Linked DNA regions of Homo sapiens: region 1 is linked to region 2. Evidence: chromatin loops called from intact Hi-C (ENCODE). Cell type or tissue: HepG2. All regions are shown on one strand. Each heading gives the region's core, and the rest is flanking DNA. Links, peaks and the distances in the headings are about the cores only. Region 1 has its middle 610 kb from the start of MIR297. Region 2 overlaps EGF (epidermal growth factor).

Region 1 (17,202 bases), core at 4,218-12,217, 1.5 Mb after region 2:
GCAGCTGTTCTCAGGACAACAGAACTCTGCATGTTGACAAAAAACATAGCAAAACAAAATTAAACTACCTTACCTTTGGTAACAAATGACAAAAAAATGAAAATGAAAGAATGACAAATAGGAATATGAAAGAATTTAATAGTACACACATAAAAACTTGTTTAAAAAGATAGCAAGCAACAAATTAGTAAGAATGCCCCATCATATAATTCATAAACTTTTACCTCTCACGTGCAAATGTATGTTTCAAAAGTTATTGTATGTCCTCAAATATACAACTTGAAATTTTTGGTGAGTAGCAAACATTCTCTGCGTCTTAGCTCAAAGACATAAAAGATTTTACAAATTATGCCTATGTTCAGAACAACATAAATTCTGTCTTACATGTTCATGAACTGACAATGCAAAATAAGCCTTTTCTCCACCATGTCCAATGTTTTAATTGGTCACTTGTCTTTCATCAACACTAAAGTTTTTAGTGCTTCATTTTGCTGATTATCAGGATAATTGGGCAGCTTTTAACATACAAAGCGACAGGGTGGAATTATTTAAAGTATTTTTAAAATGCATTTAACATGAACATCTATGAAGTTTAATCTCTTTTGCACTAACTTTTTAAATCCACAGAGAAGTATTTTTTTTTTTAAGAAACTTAACTTCCTTGAAAGGCAAGGAAGGAGGCTCATGGCCCAATTCTTTCTACCAGTGAGAAAGTTCTTTAAAGACCAAATGTTTTATTTTTAGAATTTGTGCCAATTTTTCTTTCTACTCCTGTACACATATGTGGCTACCAGCTTTCACTTTTGTGCCAGACACATTCCTAATTTGAAAAACATAGTTGTACAGCAATGAATGAAATGCCAGCAAATTATGTCTGCATAAGTCTTTACATGAGTTTTTATAGAGCATCACTTTAATAATTTTCAGTTTGTTCAGCAAAGACAAAACTAATGATCTCATGTAAGAAAGGAGGAAATTTACATGGGAATTTTGGCAACATGATCTATGTTAGTATTCTATGGCTGTGTAACAAATTACAACATACTTAGGGACTTAAAAAAACTCAAATTTATTACCTCAGCATTTGAGTCAGGAGTACTGGAATAAGTTAATGAGGTCCTCTGCTCAGGGTCTCACAAGGCTGAAATCAATTAACAAGGCTGCAGTCTCATCTGAGGCTCAAGCGCCTCTCACAGGTTCACTGGTTGTTTGGACAGAGTTCAACTTCTTGTGGTTGTAGGACTGAGGTCCCAGAGACTGCCTGCTGTTCCCTGTCATAGAATGCTCTCACAACACAGAAATTTGCTTCTTCGTGGTGAAGGAGAGAATGTCTCTGGTGCTTTGAAAACTATTTTAAAGGGCTTGCTGGATTGGGTAAGACCCACCCAGGATTTCCTTTTTAATTAACTTGAAGTCAACTTATTATGGACATTAATTACACCTTAAAAATCCATTCACTTTTGCCTTATAAACTAATCACAGGAATGATATTCTATTGTATTTACAGGTCTCATTCCTACATACGGGGAAGAGATATATGGGGTGTGTATACAAGGAGTTGGAATTTTGGAGGATATTTTAGAATTCTGCCTACTACCTCATGTTTCTGAAACATTTTTAAAATGATTTTCATGAATATAAATAAAAAAGAAGAATTTTACTGTTATTTCAAATGGTAAAATGATATAATAATTTGCTATACATTATTATGCATATGGTTGAAGTATTGCCTATATAATATTGTTAGCCAATATAATTTTCATAAGAATTACTCATTTTACCACTGAAAAACTATTTTTCACATTTCCTGTGGTAATACAGACAGTAGATAATAGATAGATGATACATAGATAGATAGATGATATCTAATAGATAGATGATACATAGATAGGTGATGTAGACCATACTTAAACTGAAACAGACAATAATTAAAGCACCTATTAACTTCTATGCAATGTGACTTTTTAATAGGGCTTTCAAATGTTTCTTTCTGATTGGGATTCTTCGAATTTTAAGAATTGTCACTAGATTGTAAGTGAAAACATATACATATATTAAACTGACCATACTGAAGCATTTTAAACTATGTAAAATATCTAATGTCTCATTCTTATAAGGGTGATTTAGAAGAAGAGGCAAATGTTCTTATATTTCATATTGGATATGCTATTCTATGTTATTCTTAGTGATGGAAGAGGCAAGCATCAGTTATGCATATCTTGAATTAAAGCAAGAGGACATAGTCAAGCCCCGATCTGTAACAGAATTTTTGTGAATGTGATATTTATCTATGTAGAATAGAGAAAATCTTATTCAAAAGCAATCACAAAATTGAAGAAAATTAAAACAAATGCCAAATTAATATTGATGGGAGAAACTAGATAGAGAAAACAAAGACAAAATTCTCTATCCCTGGACCAACTTTTGATTAATTACATGTAGTTTGTCTCACAGAAGGCAAAGCCAGATCTCCAGGAGAAGTATAGAAAAGCATAAAGGATGTTTTAGCAAGAGCAGGTAAATGATTACTTGTCACTGTCCTTGAGTGGCAGATATGCATTAGGGTGGCAGACACATCCTGCTAATTGGCATAGAAGCACTGCATGTTGACTTGTATGGAATTGTTCTATCTTTCTATACCATTCTGTATGTGTTGTGGGGTAAATTCTGGAAATCCTTACGAATCTCAGTGACCACTAATTGGTTAGATTCTCTATCAGAAGAGATCTAGGAATAATCTCCAAGCACAATGAAAAAGTGGGAAGAAATGTGAAGAACTTGGGAGCACTGAATGTTCTAAATTATTGTTTGAGTAAGAATGTTGTAACTTTATGAAGAGAACCAGAGATCATCGATGTAAATGACCGAGTACTAAGACAGTATAAAAGAATTGGGTAGATATCTGGCTATGCTTCAGAATACCTGAAGGACTACCTTTTGATTAGCAGGTGAAGTGCATCCTGCAGTGACAGCAATACTTTTGCTTGATATGTCACTTATTGGTTTATTTTTTCTCAGCCCCAAATTCTGCTCAGTGAGAATGAATCTGGGCCCTTTTTGACTGCACAGTGAGAATGAATCTGGGCCCTTTAATTATGCTTTCCTTTTTCATTTGGCATGGAAGCTTTGTCAATACAGGGCTCTGAAGAGTCATTGCAGGAGGTAAAGGTTTTGTTTCCCAGTTCTGATTTTCTTTCTCTCTCTGCAGGCTTCTACAACATGCTTGGTCACTTCAACACCAGGATCCTGCAGCACTCGCAGCTTCTTCAGTGCCTAGCTCCTGTGGTGTAGGTGCATATCAGCCAACAGCACTCAGAAACCCAGTAGCATCTTCCAGCATTCCCTCCTGATTCTGTATGTTTTTTTATTCAGAGTGCCTAAGGTAAAGACATCTTATGATCAGCTTTCCTCAGCACCCCAGAGGGAGAATTTCCTGCAAGTTCTGCCGGCATGGCACCGCAAGACTTCTCTGTCACCCAGTGAGCATGACTGTGCTCACAGGTCTGAACTGCAGCTCTGAGAGGCAAACCAGGAGGACCTTTCTTGGATGTTCCATCTCAGGTGCTTCTTACTACTCTGTATTTTTTCAGTTCCCTTTTATTAATAATAACCAATTCCTTGTTGCTTCAATCGCTTGTTATATTAATAGCTAATAATCCTTTATATTAAGCTTTCTTGTTATAATTACCTTATGTTTTATCTATCTTGGTTGGCCCCAAACTGATACACCTTCCAATTAGTTGGCTATTAGAAAAAGGCTTCCAGCTGCTGTACTGAGCAAATTTTTTACTAAGTGTTTACAATGTATTATATTTGTGTCAGGTACTAGGGATATACAGCAAACAATATGGATGTAGACCCGATCCTAGCCCCCATCAAATTAAACCCTACTTACCCAGATAAAATGTAAGCAGGACATTATAATACATTCCGTTATGTTCTGGTGGAGGCATATTGCATACTGAATTGAAAGGAGAAATGACAGGATGATAGAACCTGGAAGGTTATATCCTGAGTCATATGGAAGACATTATACTTCTGAATAGGTGTGTGCACTATAAATAAAATCAAAGAGAGAATGTTTCAGAAAAGCAAAACAAGAAAGTATTTTGTGAGCATCAGAACATTGGATGATGGTATGAGATCTCTCAAGTATGATGAGCTTCCTGGCACTAAAGATATTTAAGCAGAGACCAAATAGTCATCTTATAGATTTAACTTTGGGTCAAATGATTTTTAACGCACTCTTCAACCTTTTGTTTCTATGACTATAAAACTAAGTTATAGTTACTTTATCACAGCATATCTGCTTTTTCTCCTGTGCAACACAGCCCACCCAATTTTATTTTATCCTGCCTTTATGATAATTATAAAGCTAAAGAGCTTATTCTCAACATCTTCTTAAACTTTGTGGCACACATAGAATTTCCTATTGACAGATGTTATTCAAGTCAGTCTTCTAATTTCTTTATAATTTCTTGTCCTACACATTTCATACTTTTCTTTTGTATATCTGTGTATCAGGCCTTCCTATGCTCTGTAACAAAGCATCCAATTTTTCAGTGGCTTCTAATAATTTGTTTATATTCTTGTAGTGGTTACCCTAGAGATTGTCCTATGCATTCCTAACAACAGCATAATATAAATTATTTTCTCATTACCTAAATAGTAGTACTTGAGTCTTAGAAACATTTAAGTGTTCTCTTCTACCATTTACATTTTTGTTGTCATACATTTTAGAAAAACAAAATTGAGGAATTGTGTTTTGGTCAAAGCCTTCTCAGTTACAGATAAGAGATTTTAGTGAGGTGTCCAGAACTCCTACTTTTGCTCAATTGCAGGTTCTGGGCTATCCCTATGTTTCAAGTCAGGATAGTAGCAGTACCCAAGATATTCTTGAAATACAGAGCAGTCCCACTTGCCAGGGATAGTTCCAAAAACTTTTTACACTTCAGCATATTAATTATTTGATATAAACCTCAGTGAAATCTGAAATTCCCTGAGACTCTAGATTGTACTGAGTCCTTTAAAACTTTCTATTTTCATTCCAAGAAGAAACTGAGTGTCTAGCAAACACCATTGTGAACCCATGTATAGAGGAAAAAGCAGATGATGAAACACTTTTGGGAAACTACCATTGGAATATGATCTATCTATCGAAATATATATATATGTATATACGTGTGTGTGTGTGTGTGTGTGTGTGTATATATATATATATATATATGTATATATAAAGTTAAAACCAAGATGCTCCAATAAAGAAAATGTTTACACAATACTTTATGAAAAGCTATCTGTATTCCCAATGTAGGCCTCCCTGATATAACCCCACTAAGGTTATCCTAGATTAGATGAGCCCATGGTTCTTAACCATGACAAGTGTAGATCCATGCAAGAGTAATCAGATCTAGAATGACCTCTTACTATCTGTAACTGTAACTGCATCTCTCAAGGTTGCCAATGGTCCATCAGGATTAGAAATATTAAAATGCATGTCTACCTGCTTTTTTTTTTTAACTTTACCTTACTCTTAGATACAAAGATGAGCTGCTGTATAAGGAGTTGTGGAAATGAAAGAATATTCCTTAAGTTCTAGAAATTGTGTTAGGCACATTTATACATTATTTCAGATAAACTTGGCTTAATATGCAAAACAGATATTATCAACCCCTTCTTATAGATGAACAAACTAAGACAAAAATAAGTACAGTGGTAAAACCAGAATCTGAACACAGATCTCTCTTGACCCCACATTCATAGCCAGTCCACTTCATTAGCTGGCCTTTCTATTTTGATTTGTGATTGTTACAGAAAAAAATTTTAAAAGATTATGGTACATGTCTTAGTATGAAGTTAAAGATCTTATATTAGACGTGTTAATTTTTAGGATTGAGCTACAGCAAACAGAATGGTTGTCATCAAGCATAGTTTGTGTAAAGTGACTCTAATATTTTCCCAGGAATGGTAGCATATGTTTTGTTGCTCAGTGAAATTATTGACCATGCTGTCTTCTGAGTCAGGGACATATTCTAAGATGTATAACTTTGTTTTGATAAACTTCTAGCAAGAAGAATTAGCTGCGCTCTCTTTATCTGGTAGTCTGATAGCATTATCTGTGGGATTTTTTTATGGGGCAGATGTGGGTATTTTGCTTTTTCTAATAGGTTATGCCTCAAGTAACTGTAACTCTTTTCCCAATTATCCTAATAGTGATTTCCAAAGACATAAAATACATTAATTGTTAAGGCTGTCATTTGCTCCACATTGCCCTTGGCATAGAAAGCGATAGAGAATATACATTAAAAAGCATCTAAATGTGTGTTCAAGTTGGAAACTCTTAATCCTTATCCATTAAGGAAAATTGAAGTGATTTAGTGGGGCACAGATCACCACCTTAGGAACACACAAGTGAGTGAAAGATTGAGGATTATATCATAAAAAATGGGGTAGGTAAACTAACCGTTTTCAGAAAAGAATCCTGGGGCAAACTTAAGAAATTATTAAAGAGAAGCACTGGTAAGGGCTTTAAAGCTTTTGATAAATTAATAAGAATGACCCAGGTTAACCCATAAATTAGCCAAGTCAACTATCAATGTTTTTCATGGGAGCAACACAGAGCCAGAAAACAAAATTTCAGTTTTGATTTGTAGGCCCATTTCTGTATGTTCAAAATGGATTGGAGTTTTAAATTATCTTCCTGATATACTTCACATTTCTTCTCCTATACTTCTAACATATATTGCTATGCATTTTATCAACATCCATTCTCTCTGAATACTTTTTATTTCTTAGCATAATATTTTATTTCAGGCATACTCCTATATGATGTACATTTATTTTTCTTTTAAACTATATATACCTTGTGGCATAATCTAAATAGAAGAAACATAGTAAATGTTTCCAAAATGTTAACACTACTTATAGTTTCTTTATATCTTTCTTATAATACAATTCCTAACCAGCTCCAATCCATTGTAAACAAGGCATAATAAAATATATATATATGCAAATAAATATATAGATTAAAAATAAATTAACATTTTACCTTCACTTCAGAGTATTTTTAGAGATTTTAAAACATCATTATGTAATAAAATCTTGTTTAAAAGCACTGACCATTTGTGATTAGAAATTAAATTTCTGATCATTTAAGAAAGTTAAACAGTAGTATCTCTTTTCTGTGGTTCCAAGAGTTCAAGTCTCTTCAGAAATTCAAAATTTTGTGTAAAGTTTACAAATTTGGTCATATAGTATAACCTAGTATTCCCAAGAGAAGAATTAAATTAGAAATTTCTTTCTGAATCTACTGACGTGATAAGTCCAAAATATGACATGCTGCCCTTGTTCATTTTCTTGCATTGTTGAGATTCACTTAATTTTATGTCATCTATCCCCATTCAAATTTGAGGGAACTTTTTTTGTTTAGATTGCCATTATATTTATGAGCAGTAGGTTAATGATATTTATATTTGAACACAGAATTCCTTTAATTTTTATTATTTCTTAATCCTATTTATTCAGAAGTTAATTGACTTCCTTAAAAAAATTGAGTACTAGTTACATAAACAGACATGTTGTGAACACTTCTTGTTATCAACTCTCTGAAGATAATGGTAATAGGCCTATTTTACTATAATTAGACTAAATTAATTCAAGTTAGTTAATGAAAGAAAATGGAGTCCATAGAATATTTCCATGTCATAAAAATGAAATTCCAAATTAAATGAAATTGTTTGCTTTAAAATACTATAGCATTCAGGCATATAGAGATTTGCTTGAAACCTGGGAGCATTATTGCTGTGCATCCTCTGATTATGACACACACAGTAATATCAGGTTGAAACTAACACAAAATTGATTAAGTGTGTAGAGTCTTCGTGAAAATGTTCAGTACACATAAATATTTGGTGAGCTAAAAAATATTTTACATCTGGAACTAATTTAAATATAAAACAGAATTTCATTTCATTGACTATTACACAATTTAATTAATTAATTAATACACAATTACACAATGAAAATAATTTTTCAAAATCAAAAGACTTGGGGAGAGAATGGAATAAGAAATAAGAGCCTTAAAATATTCTGAAGTAAAACATCTCTGTATGAAACTAACCTTCCAGTATCAATCATCTTCTGTGTGTGGCTTCAGGTTTCAGATTCCATTAATTTGAAAGAGCATCAGTCTACTGAACAATGGAGAGATGTTTTTTCAGAATCAGGATATAAACCCTCTTTTGACAATCTGAAGTGTGATTTTCCCAGAGGTAATCCATTTCAAACCAACAGTGACTACTCATTTTAATTAGTTGCAGGCAGTTTTGTAAATTAAATTCCCTCTTCTGAAGTCAAAATTCCAGAAAGAGAATGCTTTCATTTTGCTAATTGCTAAATGAGTTTCCAGAACAAGGTAGAATGAAGGAAGGGGTTTCTAATCAGTAGGCACCTCTTAGAAGGCACACACCTGTGACTGTTGAGCAGTATCTTAGTAGGGCTGGAATGTTACCACATTGAGTGTACATGCTTGCAGTTATCTCTCAATCCATACTAATAGATTCAGTTTACATTAAAGACAATTATTTTTCCCCCTTCAGTCATACGCCTTCATGATTCTGACTTGAATTGGACATATGTGATGTTATTTGAATTAAAAGTATGATCTAATAACCCAATACAAGACCTGATGTTTTAAAGTACAGCATTCTAATCCCTTTTGTGATATTCACTCCCTTAGTGGCCTAAGGCAAATATCTTTTTCTAGGTTTCAAAGACATATGAAAGTGCATGTAAACATAGAAATCACACACGCCTTCAAAAGCCCCTCTACCTCAATCAAAGGAAAGTACTTGCTTGAGATCCAATTCAGATCTGAAAGAAAACTTAGAACTGGTTTCTCTATGCAAGTAAAATTTTTGAAGGCTTCTTCCTACTTGAACATCTGCAATCCTTGGAAATGGCTTTAGGCAATTCTCGGAAGGATTCTCAAGGAGAGACTGACCCCTGGAGGCGGACAGAGCTCTCTTTTGGCCAGACCTGGCTTTCGTTATTCCCAGATATCAGGTAAAGAACTCTGACAAGAGAGGATGAGATCCGTGGGAAATTCCAATGTGTGCCTCACTTGCCTCCCTACCTTCTCTAAAATATTTGAAGACAAGGTAATGAAACAATAGGTGGTAGAATATAAATATTTTTTAAATCATGTGCTACTGGACCGTAAACTCCATGAGGGCAGAGATTTGTTCTATTTATCTTTATAACCTCATCTCTTGGTGCAGTGCCTTGCACTTAGCACTAAATAAAAGTCTGTAGAAGGATTAAATGAACAATTTAATAAATTTCATCTAATTGTTTTACAAAGATTAAGTAAATTGCACAAGGGTCCTATACTTAGCAGAAGACATGAATGTTGGCTGAACATCCATCAAAAACAATATGGGCAGGATGAAAGTTTAAAAACATTCAGCCTGAGAGGAGAGTCAGAAGCAGCCCCATGGAACAGAGAATAGCTGTAGTTATTTTATGTCAGCCCTCAATCACTGCCCCCCACTTTTCTATCTTTGGAATGGCTTTGATGATTCTTTTCAGAAGGAATCCATAAACTTCAGTGGCTTCATATCAACACGAAAAGGGAAGGGGTGGGGGAGGTACTGCTTGCTCTGTGTGGCTTATAAGTTTTAGGCCAAAACACAGTCATGATGAGAAAACTTTAGCTTCTCCAAGATTACTCCCCATTGACCAATGACTCAAGCTAATCTAAGATATTAAATATTGTTAATTGACATTACCTGTGGTAAGTCATAGTTTAATTATTATTTGTTCAGTTACTTAAACCTTAATGCTAATAAGTGAATCATGTAAGAGAAATTTTGGTTGTGGAAAGAACACAAAGTTATTGTAGTTTTGATTACTAAATACTTGTCAAGGCTTTAGCAAAGCAAAGGCAGAATGTTTTCCCCTAATAATTCAATATATGATATCCCCCCAAAAGGATGAAGTTAGTTAAAAAATATTTTTTATTTTACTTTATTTATTTTGTTTTGTTTTAACACCATTTGAAACTATATTGTGGGTAGGGCTCTGTATTTTTCTTTGCTGCTTAAGGTCTCTTATGAGCTCATGAGTGTGCCCATGTGTCTAGTGTTATAGCATTAAAAAAAGGAGTAGATAAGACTTTATAAATTTCATTATCTTATTAGAACCAATCATGCTTTCTCTCCATTTAAGTTATGCTCTAGGGAGAAGTCTTTGAGAAAAACTCAACTGCAAATCTAAGCTAAACTTCTCATCTTTCTTGCTCCACAAATATGTAGTCTATCTTTTTATATACCTCTAAATTTTTGCTTCAAACTCTTAACTCTTCAAATCTCCTCAATTCTTACTTTCTCTGTTCACATAAGTTTAGAATTAGTCTACAATGACAGTCACATTCATTTCTTCTCTTTCTTGAGAAAAAAAAGCTTATTTTCTGATTATAAAAGTAATTTTATGCTCCAGGTATAAAACAAAGACAATTATAAAGAAAAAATAATTCCTAATTCTACTACCAAAGAAAACTACTACTAACATTTTATAAATTTCATTCTTGGATTTAATAGCCTATACTATATATTTCTTTTCAAAGTTTGCTTTTCTCACATAATACAATACTTTTCCCTTATCTATGGGATATGTTTTAAGACTCCTAGTGGATGCCCGATGCCACAGATAGTACAGAACACTGGATATATTATGTCTTTTTTACATATACATGCCTGTGAAAAAGTTTAATTTATAAATTAGGCACCGTAAGAGATTAACAGCAATAATTAATAATAAAACAATTAGACCAATATAGCAAAAGTTATGTGAGTGTGGCCTCTCTCTCTCTCCCCCACTCCCTCTCCCTCTCCCTCTCTCTCTCTCTCTCTCTCTCCCTCTCAGAATATCTTGTTGTATGTAATATTTTCAGATTGTGGCAACTGAAACCACAGAAAGCAAAATTGCGGACAAGAAGGGACTACTTTGTAACATTTTGATATCTTGATACTTTTGTTTTAATGCTTTCTTGTTGGCTTTAACTTCTTTTGTTTTTCTAACTTTTTAAGTATTGAGTGCATTAGTGAATATGCTTTTAATTTTTATAAATTCTACTGGTGGTACTTTATTTTTAAAAAACATTTTAAACATATTTATCTAGTTACCAAAATCATGAATGATTTATATTATTTGAAACTATACTAACCTATTTTCAGCCCTTCCTACCTCTCGTCACCATCTCTCCTCATTTTCCAGGTTTGATTACTTTAATTAAGGAAATGATTAAAAAGATTATCATTATTAAAATTTTATTTTTGATTATCTATTTTCTATTTTTAAATATATATTTTAAAATTTGCAAATATATTTAAGAATAAATTTAGAAGAAGTATCCCACCTTAACCCTACTTGACTAATTTAAATGAATGCCATCATAACTTTTACTATAAGTTTACCTCCTTTGGTTTCCTAATTTAGATTTAGCTTCTTAATGTTTGAATGTACCTTTAAGGTTTTCTCCTGCGTTTTTGATGGTAAGCATTTTTGTGATTGGGATTGACTGAGTTTTTTTTACCCATTCTATCTACAAACTCAATTGCAATATCTTCAATTGTGTAGCTGGTCAGTCCTTCTGTTTCAGGTATTTGTATTGTTGTTATTGATGACCTTTCTTTCCCAAGAGGAATTCAGAGACAATACAGCAGAAATCAACTTTCATTTATTTCTCTGTGACATCTTTAATTAACCCTCAGGGGAATGTATAACCCACTAAGACTGGGCTAAGACTCTTCAAGCCAGTAGAAATTGGTTCATATGCAACACAGAGATGTCATTTTCCTCTCCCCATGCTTAGCAAATTCCTGCTTCTCTCTTTTCCTTTATGAGCCACTATTTACTAACTCTGCATTTAAAAGATAAAAATAAAGTTTTAGAAAAAAAATCTGATTTCAATGATTGAAAGGTCAGCCAAAACTTACAAAAACAGAAATCTTACTTAATGCTCCAATAATACTATTATATTCCTATTAAAATTTTAGTTTATATGTAATCCTACTTAACTTCAGTACACATTGTTTTTATACCATGAGGTTGTTTTTAATCTCTGCTAACTTTTTATTTAACGTATTTTTTTTCTATTTCAAAGAACCACAGTGTGTTAATTTTTATACTGCTATAAAGATACTACCTGAGACTGGGTAATTTATAAAGAAAAGAGGTTTAATTGACTCATAGTTCTGCATGGCTGAGGAGGCCTCAAGAAAGTTACAATCATGGCAGAAGTTGAAGGGGAAGTAAGGCACCTTCTTTGCAAGCCAGCAGGAGACAGAAAACTAAGAAGGCACTTTCAAACACTTATAAAATCATCAGAAGTCATGAGAACTCACTCACTATCATGAGAACAGCATGGGGAAATTGCCCCCATGATCCAGTCACCTCCCTCTCTCCCTCAATATATGGGAATTACAGGTCCCTCTCTCTACACGTGGGAATTACAGTTTGAGATGAAATTTGGGTGGGGACACAGAGCCAAACCATATCACACAAACCCTTGTTTTATATTTTATAGATTTTATAACAATTTTATAAAATCTTTCTACAATCCCCATGTTATTTCATTTTATGAGGTCTGTTTCTCCTGTGAGTCTTCCAAATGTCAGTGCCTTATTCTTATAATCATGTATGTGTAAAATAAATATTTTCATGCTGGATTATTTCTTTTTTACTTATTCTGAAACTATGATAGCTCTCTTTAAAGAAATTGGCTCAATCCTCAAAAATAATCAAATCCAAAAACACATAAATATGTTAGTCAATAGAATATGGAGACTGACTTGCATCCATTCTCTATGCACATATTTAACTTTCTTAGATGTAAGGCTGTAAGTGAGGCAGAAACACACAACTCATTCCAAATCCAATCTTCGGAGGCATGCATCTAGTGAAATTTCCATGTCCTGAAATGAGCTTCTTTCACCCAATTTCTTAGAACCCTGTATTTGACAACCAATTCCTAGTTTTTCATCATAAATTTTGTCTATAGGGCATGTACTCACAGATAATACACCAGCAGAGAGACATGGAGTTGAGGAATAAGAGAAAAGAGAAATAGAGGCAGAAGGCTGTAGAAGGGGCTTCTGGAGTTTTCAAGTTGGTTCAGAACTTGCATTTTGGGAACAGAGAATAGATTGTGGGAATAGTGAAGAATATTTCCATTCACTTTCAGGTAAGGAGGTTTGTTTCTATCCTGTAGTGCAGCATGGTTGGTGTTTTCAATCCAGTTCTATCAGCCTTGCTGCTAGTGGAAATTCTTCCCTAATTCTGGCATTAGAATAACATTCAGCACTGGCTTTCAGTATCATTTTGAGTTTACTAATTTTGGTGCCTTCTTTTAGTAGGAATTGGAAAAAATTACATCAGGAGATAATAACCATCTTAAATTAGATCTACTCTACCATTAATTTTTCATCCCAAGCTGGCATAAGCAAAAAAGGATATATATTACCTCACATAATATAGAAGTTCATGCATGGGGTTATTTTCATGTATGAGCTCAAATGATGTATTCAGTTCTTGAATATTTTCCATTTCCCAGTCTTTCATATCTACTTTCCTCTGTTGATTTTGTTTCAAGCAGAATTTTCTACGAGTGGCACTCAGAAACTACATTTAAATTCTTCTCCTATGCCAACCACATAATAAAATAAGCTTTTGACTCTGAGATCACTGGCCTCATTGAGTCATGTGTCCATCTGTGAACCAATTTCTGTGGTCAAGGTTATGTGGAACTTTGACCAGTTCTGGGTCAATCAGGGCATCCAAGCTGAAAACCAAGAACTGAGCCAGTCCCACTCAAAACACATGAAGTACAGCACATGGAGATAATTTTGAAAAGGAAAATAAAAGTAGAGTTTCTTGGCAAATGCAATTTACTAAACATTTGTGGGCTTACTTTCTATTTGGATTCATTGAGTTCCATGAGCTAGTGACTAAAGACAGAGACCTTGCAGAATCATGTTCCTTGAATCTAGATTCCAGCAGTGTCTAAGGACTAAGTTTTTTCTGCTTTCCACTATTCTCAGAGCAATACGCAAATATAACATAGTATATGGTGGTATAGTCAATCTGCTTCATTATACCATGGTGCATTTAAATTTATGACTCTACAATGATGGCAATTGTTCTTTGACTGGAAGAGGAAAAATAGCAGGAAATATTTGGAAGGCTTTCTCCATGTCCCAGCATATTACCAGACTTTCACTCTCATCTTTCTGCCTTTGCTGGAACTGACTAGAGCTGGGACATGGATTTCAGGGGTTTTTTTTCAATTTTCCAAGGATTAATGTTATTGGATTCTAATCCATATAGATTTGCTTGTTCACAAAGAGAAGAAGCCTCTGAAAGTTTTTCTACCAAGTTCCTAAAACTCCAGCCCTGATTATCATATTGTCTAGGTTCCAAGATACAGCTCACCATTTAATGGATGTTTTGCTACCACATAATCAGCATTGCAGAATTCCTAGCCTAGAATGGAGGGATACTCATTGTCCTCTATATAAGCTGACTCAGTCAGTTTTACATTATATACCCTATTGTCTTATACTCCATGAACTGAGCCCCATAAGGGAGAATTGGTTCCCCCATAAAACAAATCTGAAATACTATTACTTGAAGAGAGTGACTCAATTCTGAACAGACAAAAATGATGGCTTTCCAATATAAGCAACTACTATGTTAAGACAGTGTGATAAAAGAAGGAAAAATAATACAGTCACTTCAAAAAAGAATCTTCAGTCCAGTGTCTGTGTGAGGAGAGCAGAGGAGAGGAGCCACAAAACATCAGAATTTTACAAGGCAAAGTAAGGTGAATGTCTTAAGAAAAGTGACAGTAGAGGAGGTAAACAGTGATTGGAGAGAATTACAATGACGTTATATCAATAAAAGCATTTGAGAAAACTTGCAAAATTGTGCAGCCTTTTGAAAGTATTGTAATGATAGAAAAGGCCCTACAGACTGCAAAGACAATATGAAAAGGTAGAAAACTATAAGGGCATCCTTATATCCAATTGTGTCTCCTGGTCTTTGCTCAAAAATCACAGGTCACCTATTCTAACTCCTTTTCAGCTGACAATAAATCAGTGTCTTTAAAAATATTTGACATACGTTTGCCTCTCTAAGGCAAGCAGATCAGCTCTATTCTTTATGGGTATTCCGAAAACAAAGGCAAAATTTGCATTACACTTTCCTTAAACAAGAAGATATTCATCACTTTTAACTAACAAGACATTTTATAAGAGGAATATTGTATATCTCAAGCAGTTCACAACTGTGAAAGTCTTGATCAACTCTTAGAGCCAGTCTTCCTACATATCTCATCTTTTTATCTTTAATACACTATTATTTAAACATCAATATTAAGGGCTTCTCAAATAATGTGCCCTCACATAGAGGGTTATCACATAGAGCTATCTATGGTCTTAGTTCCAAGAACGCTGACCAATTGCTTATGTTTGGGTCTCTTTCATAATTTCTTAAGGACTAGCATGTTGACAGTCAGGATCATCCTTAGACCAAGCACAAGATTCAATTTCTTCTCTACTGAAATAAAGAAACCCAGAGGTTATAATGTAACTCTTAAATCTACTTCTGGAAGCAAAGAGAGTCTGAGAAACACTGCCACTAGCTATTTCGGGAGTAGGACTAGCAGAAAACACAGAGTCAAAATTACCAGTAAAAGAGATAGTTCCTGGTTCTATGTTTGCTAATGAAACAATTCCCCAGCACTTCTGTGGACTGAGAAGAAGAACTGACCAAAAGTACAAAAAAGAAAAGACAGAAGCCAGGAAAGAAGGCAAAAAAAAAAAAAAAAAATCTTTTCCATCTTATGCCAGGCACTCACAATGGTAAATGCCAAGTATGAATGTGTGTGTGTGCATGTATGCATGACTAGAGAGCAGAGGCATGTTCACAAAAAGGGAAGAGGCAAGTTTGATTAAAACTTACAATGCAGAGAAGTAGAATTATTAGAAATGCAGCTAGAAAAGTAGGTAGTGGTCATACTGGAAAGGATTTTTGATTCTCAGGTGAGAATTTCTTTCTTAATTTGGGGGAAAACATAGAACCTTTGAAAGTTTGTGATTAGGAGACTTAATATAGTCAGAATTATCTATTGAAAGATGACTCTAGTAATGAACTATAGAAGTAATCCCAGCACTTTGGGAGGCCGAGGTGGGTGGATCACCTGAGGTCAGGCATTCGAGACCAGCGTAGCCAACATGGCCAAACTCCGTCTCTACTAAAAATACAAGAATATTAGCCAAACGTGGTGGCACACGCCTGTAATCCCGGCTACTTGGGAGGCTAAAGCAGGAGAATCACTTGAATCCGGGAGGCAGAGGTTGCAGTGAGCCGAGATTGTGCCACTGCACTCCAGCCTGGGCAACAAGAGCGAAATTCCATTAAAAAAAAAAAAGAAAGAAAGAAAGAAAGAAAGAAAGATGACTCTAGTAATGGCATATGGGTAGATTGAAGCTGGAGGAAATAGAAGGTGAAAAGAGTCACGCACATAATTAAAGGAAAGGTGAAAGATGGCCAACCAAATGTGGCCAGGTGGAACAGCTGCCACCAAGGGACTGAAATGACTGGCACACTCCTAACAGATCTTCAGAGGGAATGCACCAAGAGTGGACAGAGGGAAGACACAGAAGCTTGGCTGAAGGGGGAGGAAGCTGGGACCCCCACCTGAGACTACTGAGCACTGGGATTCAGTCCTGGCCCCTAATGAGTCCAGGGGAGCGAGTGAGGTGAACAGGCAAGGAGCAATCCACTCTTGCCACAGGCCTCTGTAATCCTAACAGGAGGAGATCTTCAGCCACAACACTCAAGTTGGCAAAGAGAGCTGCTTAGACAGGCGGTAGGGGCAGCAAGCCAGCTGATGCAGAACTCAGAGGCTTTGGTGCAAGAGCATGTGTAGCAGAACATGGCCAGGAAAGGGTAACTCCTAATCTTGACTTGCTCTCACAGGAGACTTTAGCCCTGGGAGAACTGTCAGACTAAACTCTGCAGGTGGTCTTGCTCATCAAATGGGGTCAGTACAATCTGAGCACCCCTTGGTCTCCTGGCCTCTCCCGGGGCCAGGACTGGCCATACCTGCTTGCAGGGCAGCCTTGGATTCCCTGGAGGCCT
Region 2 (17,202 bases), core at 4,754-12,753:
CTTGGATGTTTAAACTCGTTAGGCTCTGGTTTCTCACACTGTTACTAACTCATCTCCTTCCAGTATCGAGCACGCAATGGGGTGTGCTCACCCTGCCTGCATGGTTGGCACGGAGTCCTCAAACTCCATGAAAGCAGTGGGCTTGCTCCTCTATTCTCTCTCCCCCAGCTCACTCTTACTCTCTCTCCCCGCCCCATATATATATGTAGTTATAATACTTCGAACCTTGTCTGGCACATAAAAAGTGCTATGTAAAATTTTATCCTTATTATTATTAAGAGTAGTTGAGTTTCTTGGTCAAGCATACTTCTTTGTCTTTGCTTTGGAAAAGCTCTCTCTTTCTCTCAAGGTGATAGTTTATTGAAATTATATCAGGAACTCATAAAAGAGTCAGTTTGGGCCATCTGGGATAGCAATTCAATGTGTTAAATATTTAATTGGCCCCTATTAAGAATAAGGCCACAGTACTGGAAACCCTGAGAAATATCAGGATGAGGAAGGTAGTCTTTGATTGCAAGGAAAACGTGACCTAAAAGAAATATAACTGTGATCAGTGATGAAGAAGAGTGCACATCATAAGAGAAGTAAAAACCACAATGAAAGTTCAGAACTGGGAGAAATATTTGTTTGAGGTATTGGGAAAGATTTCAGGGAGGAAGTGTCATTTTGGAAGGAGCATGGGGGATAAGTAATTTCATTTGCAGAAATGTGAAGGGATGGGAGGAGTCCAGGCATGAACAGATCACATGACTGCCATTAAGGGTAGAGAGTAGCCTAGTTGAGCACTAAGTTTAGGTTATATGAGGGGAAGAACAGAAACTAAGGCTGATAAGGTAGTGTATGCCATAACAAAATATCCTAGACTGGATGGCCTAAGCAACAGAAATATATCCTCTCATGGTTCTGGAGGCTCGAAGTCCTAGATCAAGGTGCTGGCTGATTTGGTTTTGGGTGAAGGATCTCTTCCTGGCTTGCAGATGGCCACCTGCTCACTGTGTTCTCATATGGCCTTCCCTCTTTGATGTGGAGAGAGAGAGAAAGGGAGACAGAGAGCAAGAGAACGCTCTAGTTTCTCTTCCTCTTTTGTTTTCTTCTTCCTCTTCTTTTAAGGACACCGATGCTATTGGATTAGGACCCCACCCTTATGACCCCATGTAACCTTACTTTCCTCTTGGTAGATGCTTTCTTCAAATACAGTCACTTTGGGAGTTAGGGCTCAACATATGAATTGGAGGGGCAGGGACACATTTCAGCCTGTAACAGATGGGTTGGGTTACCTCTGCGGAAGACTAAAATCTGAGGGTTAGTCACTGAGGTTTCACTTCTCCAGTGAAACTGGCTGAGGGTCAGACAGTCAGTGTTGTCCCAAAGTTTCTACTAACCACATTACAACTGTAAAATGAAACAGGTGAAATGAATTTTAGCAATAATATTTTATGTATTCAAATATATCCAAAATATTAACATTTTAATATCAGTGTAAAAATTATTGAGATATTTAATATTCTTTTTTATTTTGGTACTAAGTCTTCAAACTCTAATGTGTGTTTTATACTCACAGCACTTCTTAATATGAACTAGATGCATTTCAGGTACTCAATACTCTCAAATGGCGAAGGCTAGGAAGTTGGACAGCAAAGTTCTAGGCAACAGGGAGCCACTGGCAGCATTTGAGTAAAGTGGTGCAATGATGGGTTTATCATCGTTGTGCTGGAGGGAGAATAATGTGGCACTGGTGTTTAGGCATGGCGCGGAGGAAACATGGGATCCAGGAATGAGTAAGGCTGTTCTTGCAGTAATGTAAAATTGAGAGGAAGAGAGGCCCTAAATGTTAGGGTGGCAGTAGCTGAGAAAGAAAAAATGGTGGGTAGTTGGGAAAGAAAGGATGACTTTTCTGATATAGTTTATTCTTATATAAAAAGCAAAACTGTTGTATTTGATATAATATGTATGTCAATGACAGGATGTCTATACAAAAGAGTTAAGTATGAATCTTTAGGATCTGAACTTTTAAATGTTTGCCTAGAGGTTGTTTATTAATCTCCAACTTTGGGAAGTCTCCTTTCCTTCAAAGCAGGAAGAAAGCTTCCAGCCTCTCTCAGGAGCTTAGAACACCTGCATGGGGCTGGGTGTGGTGGCTCATGCCTGTAATCCCAACACTCTGGGAGGCCAAGGCAGGAGGATCACTTGAGGCCAGGAGTTTGAGACAGCCTGGGCAACATAGCGAAACACTGTTCTCCACAAAAAAAAAATTAAAAACAAACAAGCAAACAAGAACTAACCAATCATAGTGATGCAAGCCTGTGGTCCAAGCTACTTGGTGGGTTGAGCTGGAAGAATTGCTTGACCCTAGGAGGTCAAGGCTACAATGAGCCATGATCACACCACTGTACCTCATCCTTAGCAACCAAGCAAGATTCTTTAAAAAAAAAAAAAAAAAAAAAAAAAAAAAAGACAGAGAGAGAAAGAACGGAAACAAAAAAGGAAAACAACACGTGCATGGGCATGCGTTGTAGGACCTAGTTCATCTCTCCAACATTCATGAAAGTCCCCTTAAACCTAAAAATGTATAGGGCTGTGCTCGCTTTGGCAGCACATATACTAAAATTGGAATGATACAGAGAAGATTAGCATGGCCCCTGCGCAAGGAGGACATGCAAATTCGTGAAGCGTTCCATATTTTTAAAGTCAGGAAACAACAGGTGCTGGAGAGGATATGGACAAATAGGAACACTTTTACACTGTTGGTGGGACTGTAAACTAGTTCAACCCCTGTGGAAGATAGTGTGGTGATTCCTTCAGGGATCTAGAACTAGAAATACCATTTGACCCAGCCATCCCATTACTGGGTATATACCCAAAGGAATATAAATCATGCTTCTATAAAGACACATGCACACGTATGTTTATTGCAGCACTATTCACAATAGCAAAGACTTGGAACCAACCCAAATGTCCAACAATGATAGACTGGATTAAGAAAATGTGGCACATATACACCATGGAATACTATGCAACCATAAAAAATGATGAGTTCATGTCCTTTGTAGGGACATGGATGAAGCTGGAAGCCATCATTCTCAGCAAACTATCACAAGGACAAAAAACCAAACACTGCATGTTCTTACTCATAGGTGGGAATTGAACAATGAGAACACTTGGACACAGGGTGGGGAACATCACACACAGGGGCCTGTTGTGGGGTGGGGGGAGGGGGGAGGGATAGCATTAGGAGATACACCTAAAATAAATGACGAGTTAATGGGTGCAGCACACCAACATGGCACATGTATACATATGTAACAAACCTGCACCTTGTGCATGTGAACCCTAGAACTTTAAGTATAATAAAAAATATATATTAAAAAAATATATAGGTCTCTGAGAACATATAGCATGACAGAAGCTGATGAAGCTCCTCTTCCAAAGGCTGTCCAACTATAAAACCCTCTTTTTCTGTACCCCACTTTTCTCTCCCGTACTCTGTCTTTTCTGACAGATATTGATGAGTGCCAACTGGGGGAGCACAGCTGTGGAGAGAATGCCAGCTGCACAAATACAGAGGGAGGCTATACCTGCATGTGTGCTGGACGCCTGTCTGAACCAGGACTGATTTGCCCTGGTAGGTTGGTGGGTGGTCTACAGTGAAGGGGAGGGACTTGGCTCGGGGATATTCTATACCCTAATCTCTATTTGCATTAGAGATTCTAAAAATCATTCAGTTCAGGCAGGCTGCAGAGCTGGCTTTCCTGATTAGGACGATGCTGGGCTTGAGAATTTGAAATGGTCCAAGTTTTCTTAATTTAATAGCATCTGGAATAAATCCTTTTTTATTACTCACAATCCAATAAAGATGGGAACATGGGTATCTCTCTTCAACTGTGCAACTAATCTCACTATTTGTAATGTCAATTTGTGGGGCTGCTGGATAAGTTTTGCAGGGCTAGGCAGGTCGGTGAGAATGTCTGGACTCAGCATTTTAAATCACTTTCAAGGATTTTAAAATATTACTTTAAAAAGGCAGTATTTCTTGTTCTGAATTAGAACTCCAGCTCTCTTCTCTTTCTTTTCTCAATATTCATAATGGTTGACTCCTGCTTCCTGAATCTTCTTCCCATAACAGCAGTAACATCTCACCATCAGCACCCCAGAAGGGGAGCTGGCTTCACCTAGACCCTGGAGACCAGGATGGGGGTCTTTCCCATCACTGCCCACTTTTTGCCTGTCAGCCCTATAAGCAGAAAACATCCTAAGAAGAAAAATTCTGTGCTTACTTGGTCTCTGTTTTTTTTTTTTTAGCATATTATTTTTCTCAAATAATTTGCTCTTCTTAAAGGTACTGAAAAACTGCTTATATTTATGTAGTCAGCTGCACATGTTTACCTTTTAAGGAGCAGTGAACCATTCAATAAAAGAGACTTTACTATTATATTTTGGCATGCCCTCTGTTACGGGAACATTTTCTTCCTGCCAGAGTTGCTACAGTCTTGTCCTTGAGGGCTCCTCTGAAGGTTAGTTTTTAGAAGAAAGCACTGTGAGAAAAAATTTTCGAGACTCCAGGATATTGGAGGTAACGGACTGCACATTGATGGGTAGGTTTTAAACCATAGAGTTACCAGTTGTTCAGTGAGACCTTGAAGCTAACTGTCACTTCACATGGTTAGTGTATGTTTGTGTGTGACAGGTTTGTTTTTATGAGATCAGTGACTCTGAATTCACATGGCGACTTAGGACTGGGTGTTCTTTTACCTGCCTCCAATATGCTTTATGTATCAGATAATACTGAGCCCAAAGGAAGAACGGCTGGTTTCATAGTGAATGACTAAGGTCTAGCTAGGAAAGTGAAACTATTGTCCCTTCTAGTAGTTCTTCTGTCACTAAAAGATTTATGTCACAAACTATTCACAGAAACTAGTTCCTCATATTGATACTTGAAAGACACTAATCCATTCAGAAAGTAAAAGTAATGTCTTGGGTTCTTTTAGACTCTACTCCACCCCCTCACCTCAGGGAAGATGACCACCACTATTCCGTAAGAAATAGTGACTCTGAATGTCCCCTGTCCCACGATGGGTACTGCCTCCATGATGGTGTGTGCATGTATATTGAAGCATTGGACAAGTATGCATGCAAGTAAGTTAAACTGTCTTGCTGATGGCACAGAGAGATGCTATTCAGTCCATAACTTGTAGCTAATTTGTAAAATTTACACTCAGGATGTTTTTCTGCAATTAGGTGTTCTTTTGGAAAAATATAAACATACACATATGAACCACGTGTGTGCACTTCATTGCATGCTCCTTGTGTATCACGATGCCCCCTTCTAGTTACCGGTGATAAGTATAAATCTAAGGAGTTGGTGATTTCCCCTTTTACTGAAATAATTTGATGTTACTACTAGTATAGTCTAGGGATTAAATGTCTCATCCTGGTTGAAAAACTTAGGTTTGTGAGATAATTCCTTAAAACTTTTTTTTTCCATCAAATGTGCTTTATATTATGTGTGAGCATCCGTGATCTGTTTCTGGATTTACAAAAGTTTGGTACATATTCACACTGGACTTCTTGCCAGAGTCCAAAAATATTTTTCTTCAAAACTAATCATATGTATATTTTTTCTTCACTTCCTAACAGTTGACTTTTACATTTTGTTGTTCAGTAACAATTGCTGATACTGCAGCTGCTGCTTTTTGCTCCCTTTTTGCCCCCATAAGGGTTTCACAGTGGGTAACGTGTCAACCTGGAAAGGAGATTTGAGGAAGCCCTAAAACTATGAGACATTCCCACTGTGCTCACTCCGAAAACCTTTCCTGTGGACCCTTTAACAAAACCCAAACCCACAATAGCCAGTTCTGCCTCAAATTTTACTTTTAATTCATTTCATATTTTCAAGGCAATAGGAGGAAACTGATAGATACCAAAAAACTAATACGTCTCCCAGGGTCAGGCTCCTGATCCATTGATAATTTTCTCTGTGCCTGAGGGAGGGGTGATGAAATAGTCTGATCCTCACAAATAGCTACTATAACCTTAAAGTCTTCTCTTATTTCATCAGTAATAATGAACAGAATAACTAAATTTGTGGAAGAGTAAGCTATATTCTGTGACAAAGTGTATGGCCTTGCACTAGAAATCATGTCCGCATGACAAAAATAGTGAAAAATTGCTCATGAATACTAGTAAAAATGACTCAGTCCTTATAGAATTCTGTTTTCATATTCATATTTACATGCTATAATTTCCTAACCTATGATAAATTGGGTATTTGCAATAGTTATTGCTAGTTTTAATGTTAAGAATCTAATTGGTTTTGCCTGTTCATTGTTTCTGATCATCCCAAATAATGAAATTACAAAAATAAATGTCCGAATGTATTAGGTCATGGTTGTTTTCCTCCATGATACTTTAGACTATAAAAATCATTATAATAATATAAAGGGTACTACAGGGTTACATACTGCATTTAGAACAATGTTTTCATTTGGATCTGATAACATCCATTTATTAAATGATTGATGAACTCTTTAACACACTGCTTTTCTTTCTGTCATTAAATCCTGATGAAAATATCATATTTCTCTGATAATGTTTTAAACATGAGTTGCTACAAATGACAAACTGGAGATAAGACTCAAATTGAAGGACCTTGAACCTAAAGCAATATTTAAAATATTACCAGAGTTCACAGTAATCTGGATCATAACCTTGTTTTTAAATTGTATATTTAATAAAAATGTGGTTTAATTAACTATTCAACCCTTGCCTCCTCCTGCCCTGATGACCTCACCTTATCTTTTATTAATTCCTTAATAACAAGTCTCTAGGAAGTGCTTTACCCATCCAACTTTTATTAGAAACACTTCCTAGGCAGGTGTCATTCTGTACAGAGTGCTCTTCATGCTGTAAGCAGGTTTTGGAAGAGCCAGCTCTTTCTTCCTTTCTTAGAGGAACTGGAAGTTCCCCTCAGCCACAAGAAACCACAGGGTGCCCCCGGGGTGATGCAGAGGAAGTGAGAGTTGGGAGTCTCCATGCCCAAGGTATTCCTCGAAGATTTCCTGGTTTGGAGATGCTCAGGAGGCTCCAAACCTTCTGGGCTCAGAGGAGGTCCTCGTTCATTCTGTCTTTCAGCCAAACACCCTTCTGAACAGGTCTTCTTTAGACCAAGACCCCCCAACATCAGTCCTGTGAAATGCTTTTTAAAAACAGGCTGTATGGTCAAATCACGTTGAGAGATGCATCATACTCTACCCTCAATTTTTTTTTTTCAGGAGACCATCGTCTTATTATTACTCAAATTGGTTTCCCTGAGCATTCGGGGAGCAGAGTTTTTAAGGACAGCTTGGTGGGTTAGGGGAAGCCAGTGAGCCAGGAGTGCTGATGGGTCAGGGATGAAATCACAGAGAGTTGAAGCTGTCTTCTTGCGCTGAGTCAGTTCCTGGGTGGGGGCCATAACTTCAGATGAGCCAGTTAATTGATCCGGGTGGTGTCAGCTGATCCATCAAGTGCAGGGTCTACAGAATATCTCAAGCATTGATCTTAGGAGCAGTATAGGGAGGTTCAGAATCTTGTAGCCTCCAGCTGCGTAACTCCCAAACCATAATTTCTAATCTTCTGTCTAGCCCTCAATTCTTGATTCATAGTATATACCACAACACATTAAAAAGTCTTGTTTACCAGCCCGGGTAACATGGTGAGACTCCATCTCTACCAAATTTTTTTTTTCTTTTTTTTTGTGATGGAGTCTCGCTCTGTCGCCCAGGCTGGAGTGCAGTGGCGCAATCTCAGCTCACTGCAAGCTCCGCCTCCCGGATTCACGCCATTCTCCTGCCTCAGCCTCCAGACTAGCTGGGACTACAGGCACCTGCCACCATTTTTTATATTTTTAGTAGAGATGGGGTTTCACCGTGTTAGCCAGGATGGTCTCCATCTCCTGACCTCGTGATCCGCCCGCCTGGGCCTCCCAAAGTTAGCCAGGTATGGTGGTACACATCTGTATTTCCAGCTACTTGGGAGGCTGAGGTGGGAGAATCGCTTGAGCCCAGGAAGCTGAGATTGCAATGAGTTGTGATGGCACCACTGCACTCCAGCCTGGGAGACAGAGTGAGACCCTGTCCATAAAAAAATAAAATAAAATAAAATAAGCCTTGTTTATCTGTATTGAGTCTAGAATGTCTCAAAATTATTTGGCTATGGAAAGGCAAACTTATTTGGCCACAGAATCTTTTGTTTGGTTTAACAGAAGAACTAATTCATAACCAAAGAACTAGTATCCTGTGTCCTCCTCCCACCCTGGAAAATGCTGAATGACTATTCTGGGCCTTATAAGACTCAGTGAGGCTCTACTATTGCAGCTGACTTGGATCTCCAGGACTCTTGGCTAAGGGACTGACATATTCCTCAAGACCCCAGACTTTCTGAAAGGATCAGAGGTGTGGCCCATTAACATCCAACAGTTTAAAAGTGGTGCTGCTAGGCATTGATAGTAAATGGCTGTAACCAAAGATAGCTAGAATTAAAACAGCATCCAAGAAAGCCTGCAAGAATGATGGTCCTTTATGCTTTTGCACTCAGATCCTGATATCTCTTGCATGGTTAGTTCCAGAAGATAGCTTTTCAGAGGTGAATAGAGCATAAAACTCTTTTTGGAAGCAGCATGGTATAGTGGAAAGAACATAGGCTTTGAAATCAGAGAACCATTGGAGTCAAACCTGTCACTCATAGCTGTGTGACGTTGTACAAACTCCTTGAGCCTCAGTTTCCTTATCCATAATACAGGAATATGCCACCAAAAATAAAATAAGTAAAAGTGCCTAGCAGGATGTCAAACACACAAGATGGTTAACAAGTACTAATCCATTTCCCTCCTTCCTCTGTGAGTGAGTTGCCCAGTCCCTCTGACCAGCTAAAGGTAGAGACAGGCCTAGAGCCCAGATCTTCTGGAGCTTTGTCCAGTGTTTTTTCCATGCTGCCTCTTCTCACTATGGGCACTGGTGTCAGTTCTCTGTATTTTTATTCCGTTAAGTCCTTTTGGAATAAAGTGGGGACATGGATGAATAAATAGTTGATCCAGGGACCAAAGGGAGGAATTTTTAATAAGTGGGCATTACAGAGTGTTTAATAGGATGTTTTTCAAAGTTGATGCTTTTGCAAAGGATAATAGAATACAGATGTTTACCTGAGATCTTAATTGTTTCTAGAAATGCACATTCCCAGTAGATGGCAGCATTGCTTCATTTACTTCAAAAAAGTTCAGCAGTTCACTCTAGTGACAGTTTCACTAATGGGACAGCAGGGTGTTTGTAGGTGAACGTCCCTTTTTCCTCCATATAGCTTTTTCTCTCATTGAAGAAAATAGGCAAATGCCTGTATGTATGTTGTACTGGGTCTTCCCTTGCACTAGTAGTGATTTTTTTTTTTAAAGGAAAAAAGTTTTCTCTGCAGACTAGGTTATGTGTTCTGTTTAGAAACTGTACACATTCTTCTTTTATAGCCTGGTTTCAAGTGAGGAACTCTGCCTTCAAATTCTCCTTTCCTTTCACCTATACTCATTGCAATCTGGCCAAACATTTGTTTCCAAAACTCCCTTGGCTCTTAGGGCAGAGTTGCTTTGTGTTGGTTTTAAAAGGTGGCTCCTCAGGATTTTAGCCTAACAGAAACTGATCTTTAATCAATGTCCTGTAATGCCTTATAGAGGCAGTATGCAAATAATCCCCCATAAATCCCAGAGCAAACAGACGAAAGGGAGAAGTCCATGCTGCATTAACTTGTAAATCATAGCGCTTTCAACTGACCCCTGATGGATTTTCTATATGTTTCTAAAGAGCTGAGTCTGGAAATGCAGAGGTTGAGAGACAGCTGAATACTGAGTGTCAAAACTATCAGCGTTTTTGGCCAGGCATCTCTGATGACCTCTGTTTGTGTGTTGTCACAGCTGTGTTGTTGGCTACATCGGGGAGCGATGTCAGTACCGAGACCTGAAGTGGTGGGAACTGCGCCACGCTGGCCACGGGCAGCAGCAGAAGGTCATCGTGGTGGCTGTCTGCGTGGTGGTGCTTGTCATGCTGCTCCTCCTGAGCCTGTGGGGGGCCCACTACTACAGGTGACCCTGTCTTTCCTTTGGTACTGGAAACCTCTTTCTAAGACCTCCCAGGGGAATGCCTGTCTCCTTGAGATGAGATGTATGAAATAGTACCTCTACATACTACATTTAAAACGTGAAATAGGCTGGGTGCAGTGACCCATGCCTGCAATCCCAGCACTTTGGGAGGCCGAGGCAGGCAGATCACTTGAGGTCAGAAGTTCGAGACCAGCCTGGCCAACATGGTGAAACCCCGTCTCCACTAAAAAGGCAAAAAGTAACAGGCGTAGTGATGCACACCAGTAATCTCAGCTACTCGGGAGGCTGAGGCATGAGAATTACTTGAACTTGGGAGGCAGGGGTTGCAGTGAGCCAAGATCATGCCACTCCACTCCAGCATGGGCGATAGAGCGAGACTCCGTGTCAAAAAAAAAAAAAAAAAAAAGGTGAAATAACAGTACAATTTTTACTGTTAGCTCAGGATTTCATTGCTCTGAAACATCAGTGCTTTTACGTTTTCCTTGTTCCATTCCAGTCATTGTCCATACACCTTCATAGTATATGTGTTATTTATCAATCACAATATGGTTTTGCGTTCCACTCTCTTTGTTTAATATTATATGCTCCCCCCATAGCCTGCATAACTATAATTTTTCATTGCTGCCTTCCATTGAGTTGATTTTCCACAAAATATTAACTGTCATAAAAGAAAATCAATATCTTCCCTAATTTGGAAGGAAATTTCTGGTCCTCAGATTTTGTGCTTTTAATAATTTCAAGTTAACAATTAAAAACTGTAGACAATAACATTTATACATTTAATTCTTTAAAACTAACACTACATTAGGGTGCAGGCACAGGCATCACACTGCTCATTTTCTGTTTTCTTAGAAAGTAGGACAGCTTCCTCTATTATCATCAATATTGAAAAGCATTTTATGTACGGTTATAGTTTGTGTTGTACAAAATCAGTGAGTCATAAAACTTTAGGGCTGAAGGGGACTTTATGGAATTATCTAGTTCAATCTTATCATTTCATGGCTGGAGGACCTAAGACCCACTTGACTAATAGGTCCCAATTCTCTGAGATGTACAAAATATCTGCCACCATCTGTAGATAAAAATTTAACCACATTTATGGGTACTACACAACCACTCAAGTGGCAACTGTCTTGTGTTCTGGAAAATTCAACATATCAGCCAAGATGTACTTATCAGAGATCCTGCTATAGCCTAGTGTAGTGGTTAAGAGCACAGGCTCTGGAATCAGATTATACAGGTTCAAATCCAAGTTAGTGTCTAAATAACACCAGACATGTGTCCTAACCTCTGTATTCATTAATTTCCTTTACTATAAAGTAGGAACAAGAATAGTACTTATCTCAAGGGTTATTGTGAGATTAATTGGGTTAACCTAAGTAAAGGCTTTAGTGTAAGTCTGGCATATAGGAATTAATAAATGCTATCTGTTATTTTGATTTTTTATGAACTGTAACCTTCCCCCAAAAGAGTCATATGCTCTAAGCCCTTTTCTACCACCTCTTGAGAGACAAGATTCTTAGGCACAAACTTGACATTTTAATTCAGTAGTCCATCAATAACATTGTAATTTTTAGCCTGGTGTGTAATCAATATCTTGGATATGTGTAGAAAGAATATTGAATGATCAATGGTTCATCCCATTGGATCATTGCCAAAGGGCAGGAAAAAAAAATGGAAACTAGAAACTTAAGTTCATGCGTGCCATAATTATTAAGTGTTTTTTCCTATTTGTTGTGTTATGATATAGTATGTCTTATGTTCTGTTGGCATTTTTCAGAGATCTGGATTGAAAGCTAACGGCAAATTGCTGGCTTTTTAAACTTGGAATTCAAAGACCAGCTCAGCTGAAAGATGACTATAGACTTTACATACATATAAGAGTATCTTCAACCTCAGACTCTCATACTCCAAAAATCAGAAGTGAAAGGACTATTCCTTCAAAAAGAAAGCTCATCAGAACCCTTTCTTTTTCTCTTCACTGAAATGCATCCAGAGTTGTACAATTCTTCCTGAGTGAATCTATGGTTATTTACCTAACAATTCTGATCAGTGTACCTGCTTACCTCTCCGCAAAGTTTCAGCTATGTGCATAACTACGTTTGCACTATAGATCAATTCTGACAAGATCAAATTAAAACTGCTAGTCTAAATGTTGCCATGTCATACTCAACTGTACCAACAAATACAGCTCTAACATTGAGTTTTTAAGTTAGACATGCTAACTGTTTTTCTTTAAAGGGTTAAAATCAGTTATTTCCTCCCTTATACCATTCCTTGCCTGTCTTGTCTAGCTTGTTTGATACCGTTTGTCTTCTGTGTCTCTCAAAGGATTAATTGTTTGTGTGCTGGGTGTGGTGGCTCGTGTCTATAATCCCAGCATTTTGGGAGGCCAAGACAGGCAGATTGCTTGAGCCCAGGAGTTCAAACCAACCTGGGCACCATGGCAAAACCCTGCCTCTACTAAAATTACAAAAAATTACCCAGGCATGGTGGCACACAGCTATAGTACCACCTACTTGGGAGGCTAAGGTGGGAGGATCGCTTGAGCCAGGGAGGCAGTGATTACAGTAAGCCGTGATTGCACCACTGCTCTCCAGCCTGGGTGACAAAGCGAGATTCTGTCTCAAAAACAAAACAAAACAAAAAAGACTAATGTTTGTGAAACTAAATAAATTTTTCAAGTATTCTAATCTTATTAGTTTAAAACATGTGATTTCTTGGAAGGACTCCCTTGTAAGAAAATCAACAGGAAGTATTTCATCACAAAGTATAACTTTGTTTTTTTGTGGGTTTTTTTTTAACTTTTATTTTAGGTTCAGGGGTATATGTAAAGGTTTGTTACACAGGTAAACTTGTGTCACTGGGGTTTGTTGTACAGATTATTTCATCACCCAGGTATTAAGCCCAGTACCCAACGGTTATGTTTTCTGCTCCTGTTCCTCCTCCCACCCTCCACCCTCAGGTAGCCCCCAGTGTCTGTTGTTCCTTTCTTTGTGTTCCTGAGTTCCCATCATTTAGCTCCCACTTAGAAGTTAGAATATGTGATATTTGGTTTTCTGTTCCTGTGTTAGTTTGCTAAGAATAATAGCCTCCAGCTCCATCCATGTTCCTACAAAAGACATGATCTCATTCCTTTTTATGGTTGCATAGTATTCCATGGTGTGTATGTGCCATATTTTCTTTATCCAGTCTGTCATTGATGGGCATTTAGGTTGATTCCGTGTCTTTGCCATTGCGAACAGTGCTGCTGTGATCATTGACATCCATGTGTCTTTATGGTAGAATGATTTATATTCCTCTGGGTATATACCCAGTAATGGAATTGCTGGGTCAAATGGTAGTTCTGCAGTTAACTCTTTGAAGCATCACCGTACCGCTTTCCATAATGATTGAAATAATTTCCTCTCTCTCCAACAGTGTATAAGTGTTTCCTTTTCTCCAAAATTTCATGAGCATCTTTTTTTTCTTGACTTTTTATTAATAGCCATTCTGACTGGTACAAATTATAACGTTGTACCTTTGCAACTTTGGAATTGTTTATATTAGCCACTTGTTTCAATTTTTTTCCTTGAAGCCTTTGATTAAAACACATAATAACCCACACCATCTCTTGGTACTGTCTGTGATGCCAGATTCACAGCAGCCCCTCCTATCCTTATCACTCTTCCTGGAACGTCCAGGTAGGGCTTTTGACAGAGGGTTGCATTCCTAGAGGCAATTAAGCTGCCTATCTGCCCCAGGACAGTGGCGTTATTGTGGAGTCTCACAGATGCACTGCTCTAGGGGCTACTGCTTTGAGGATGGGGATCCATCTCCATGCTAAATCTCCCCACCCCCACCCCTAGTGAATGACGCCGTGTATAGACTTAGCGTTGAATGTCAAACAAGACAGTACTCTAAAAAACTGGATTTGGAAGCAAGATACCTAGTGTATTTCCTGGCTTAGCCACTATGAGATTTTCTTATCTTGGGTCATCCACTCCTTCTGTCTTTGCCTCTAATTTCTTTATGAGTGAGAGATTGCAGTGGGCCAGTAAGAGCAGCCTAGGCTTTGTGTCATCATGACCGACTTCTTACACTACCCTTGGTAGCTGTGTGCCTTAGGTGAGTCACTGCCATTTCCAAGCCCCAATGGCTTCACTTGTAAATGGAGCTAACATAGTCTGCCTCACACAGTTGCTGAGATATTTTTTCCACAGACTGCCCCACTCCTCCCTGCAAAATTAGTTGTTTTTTCATTGCTATATCATCAGTACTAGGACAGTGCCTGGGGTATAGTTAGTACTCAATAGATACCTGTGAATGAATGAATGCAAGGCTATTCCCCCCAACATACATGGGCATACATACACACACACACACACACACACACACACACACACACAAACACACACACACCCTCTACCTCACAGAACCTTGGAAAGAGTGAAACACTGTCTGGAAAGCATTTTGAGTTCTGCAGAAAAGACTGCCTTAAACATCTAAAGTTATGTTCCTAGTTATCTTCATATTTCTTCTCTCCCACACAAGTACTTAAATTTTAGTAGCAAAAGCAGTTAGTTGTCCCTGATCATCACTGAGTGGGCTGAGTATTTTGTTTTGTTGTGAGATTGTCTCAAATTTTGGCTTTATCACAGGACTCAGAAGCTGCTATCGAAAAACCCAAAGAATCCTTATGAGGAGTCGAGCAGAGATGTGAGGAGTCGCAGGCCTGCTGACACTGAGGATGGGATGTCCTCTTGCCCTCAACCTTGGGTAATGTGACCAAAGCAGATGAAGCAAGGAATTGGCTTGATATTAACCCCTATTCATTTTTTCTATTTTTTCACTGAGTTCAGAATGACTGGAATCAGTTATAGCTTCCAGCTGGTGTCAGTGTTAGCCAAGACCACATCAGCTAGGGAGGTCCTGGGTGGGAGGGTGGGGGAACTGTGTTGTTAACTAAAGGAATCAGATGAGTTATAATAATGCCATAATTTAATGGCACAATAAATTTTTGGAATTTTTTTCTTTCATGTAGATTCTTTCTATAACTTAGATTTGTATGTGTTATGTGAAGGCTTTCCATATTTTTAGTTAATACATTCCAGATACATGTCTTAAAAACCCAAGATTGTGCTTCTAATTTATTTTCTTTCTTTCTTTCTTTTCTTTTTCTTTTTCTCTGTCTTTTTTTTTTTTTTTTTTTTTTTTGGACAGGATCTTGCTCTGTTGCCCAGGCTGGAGTGCAGTAATCCAACCACTCACTGCTCACTGCAGCCTCGAACTCCTGGGCTCAAACAATCCTCCCAGCTCAGCCTCCCAAATAGCTGGGACTACCGGCACACACCGCCACGCCCAGCTAATTTTTGTATTTTTTGTAGAGACAGAGTTTCACCATGTTTCCCAGGCTGGTCTCAAACTCTTGGGCTCAAGCAATCCACCTGCCCGGGCCTCTCAAAGTGCTGGAATTGCAGGCATGAGCCACTGCACTCAATTTTCTTAATTTTCTTAATATTTCTTAATATTTCTTTTATTTTCTTAATATTTCTTTTCTCACACACATTTCAACTCCCCAAATTTCAGTAGCAAAATAGTTGCCAGATTTAACAAATAAAAATATAGGATGCCTAGTTAAATTCATACTTATACTGAAAGTTCAAATTTAAATTCAAAATTAAATTTAACTGGGTTCTTTATTTTATCTGACAATCCTAGATATTTTCCGAAAAGCACAGAGGTTTGGGAAATTCAAGATGTTTCATAAATCATCCACTTCAGTAATTGATCTTGGAACACTAGAGGGCAGTCTTGAAACAGGCTACACATTCTTGAATCAGTTAAGGGAATTTCCATTTCTAGAAACCTGTCAGAGTTAAGGACTGATTCAGTGTGTGCTGTTGGCATTATTTGTGGTATATATTGTGGAAGAGACTGGAATACATGGCAGGTCCATGGAGGATTGAATCCTTAGGGAAGAGCTATTACAGAGAGGTTATGGAGGAGCAAAGGCAATGTTTGGGGTCCTTCCCACATTATTACCCCTACTCCCCAGCTCCCATCTCACAGTGAATTCCCAGAAAGTAGCTTTCCTGTAACTGTGCTTTTGACTACCAGGTGATCATCTTTTCCTACCTGTAATAGGCATTCAGTGTTTCCTTATTTATTTATTTATTTTTTGGTTGGACTCAAGTATGGGGGAAAAAAATAGAGGCTGGGCAAGTTTGCTCATGCCTGTAATCCCCATGCTTTGGGAGGCCAAGGCAGGATTGCTTGAGGCCAGGAGCTTGGGACCAGCCCGGACAATATAGCAAGATCATATTTCTTTAAAAAGATTAAAAAAAAAAACTTTGCTGGGTGTGGTGGTACACACTTGCAGTTTCAGGTACTCAAGAGACTGAAGCAGGAGGGTCACTTGAACCCAAGAGTTCAAGGTTGCAGTGAGCTATGATAGCACCACTGCACTCCAGCCTGAGTGACAGACTGAGACCTTTTCTCTAAAGCATGAGAAAGAACATGAGTTCTAGCCTTACTCTCCCACCAGTTGGCTATCTAATCTTGAGCAATTCCTTTAACCTATGCAGACTTCTGCTCCCCACTCAGTACAAGGGGTTTGGATTAGATGATCTCTAAGATCCCTTCAGTCTTTATCAGTCTTTATCAATTCCACAAGTGTGTGATTCTAGGACTAAGCTCTAGAATGTGTTGGTTCTTTGAGGCCTCATGACTTTGCGAACTTCTAAATTACCCAGATGTCACTTGTCAGTCTACATGGTATTTCATTCAGGTTTTGAGTAGCAGGTTTAATTCATCTCATTAATTCATCATCATGGGAATGAAGGAGAAACACAATCTGTGTATGACTATTAAAAAATCAAAAGCATTTGCTGCTGTCATGAGCAACTTGTTGGCTCAGAGCTATGTTGGGAGGCCTGGGGCTGCTGAGCTCAGTCCCCCACAGCCGTCATAACTGTCGTTGACAGCAACTGCTGCTGTAGATATCAGTGGGAGTGGGAGAGAGCTGAACGCTCAAACTAGAAGAAAGAGCAGAAACAAATGTAGTTCTATCAGCTCCTTTCCCCACCTCAGCCCAGAATTTCGGG

Evidence for each region. Peaks named below come from ENCODE experiments on the same cell type or tissue, not always from the same donor. Only the 100,000 strongest peaks of a DNase experiment are listed, where the experiment ranks them.
Region 1: it touches region 2 in a loop (18-fold over the local background); 2 of 110 quality-filtered maps call a loop at or near these places.

The regions. Positions count from the first base shown.
Region 1 is chr4:111,466,194-111,483,395 of GRCh38, forward strand. No RefSeq gene overlaps it. Among named protein-coding and RNA genes, the nearest start is that of MIR297, 610 kb to the left of the region's middle. In HepG2, for the core only: a CTCF peak has its summit at 9,003 (motif pointing left); no DNase peak of the experiment used is centred there.
Region 2 is chr4:109,989,748-110,006,949 of GRCh38, forward strand. EGF (epidermal growth factor) reads left to right here. Exons shown (of 24, transcript NM_001963.6): 19 at 3,500-3,622; 20 at 4,986-5,133; 21 at 9,932-10,099; 22 at 14,758-14,875. It also overlaps the pseudogene RNU6-35P. Among named protein-coding and RNA genes, the nearest start is that of EGF, 85 kb to the left of the region's middle. RefSeq lists enhancers at 1-174, 4,751-5,040. In HepG2, for the core only: a CTCF peak has its summit at 9,226 (motif pointing right); a DNase peak (open chromatin) is centred at 9,254.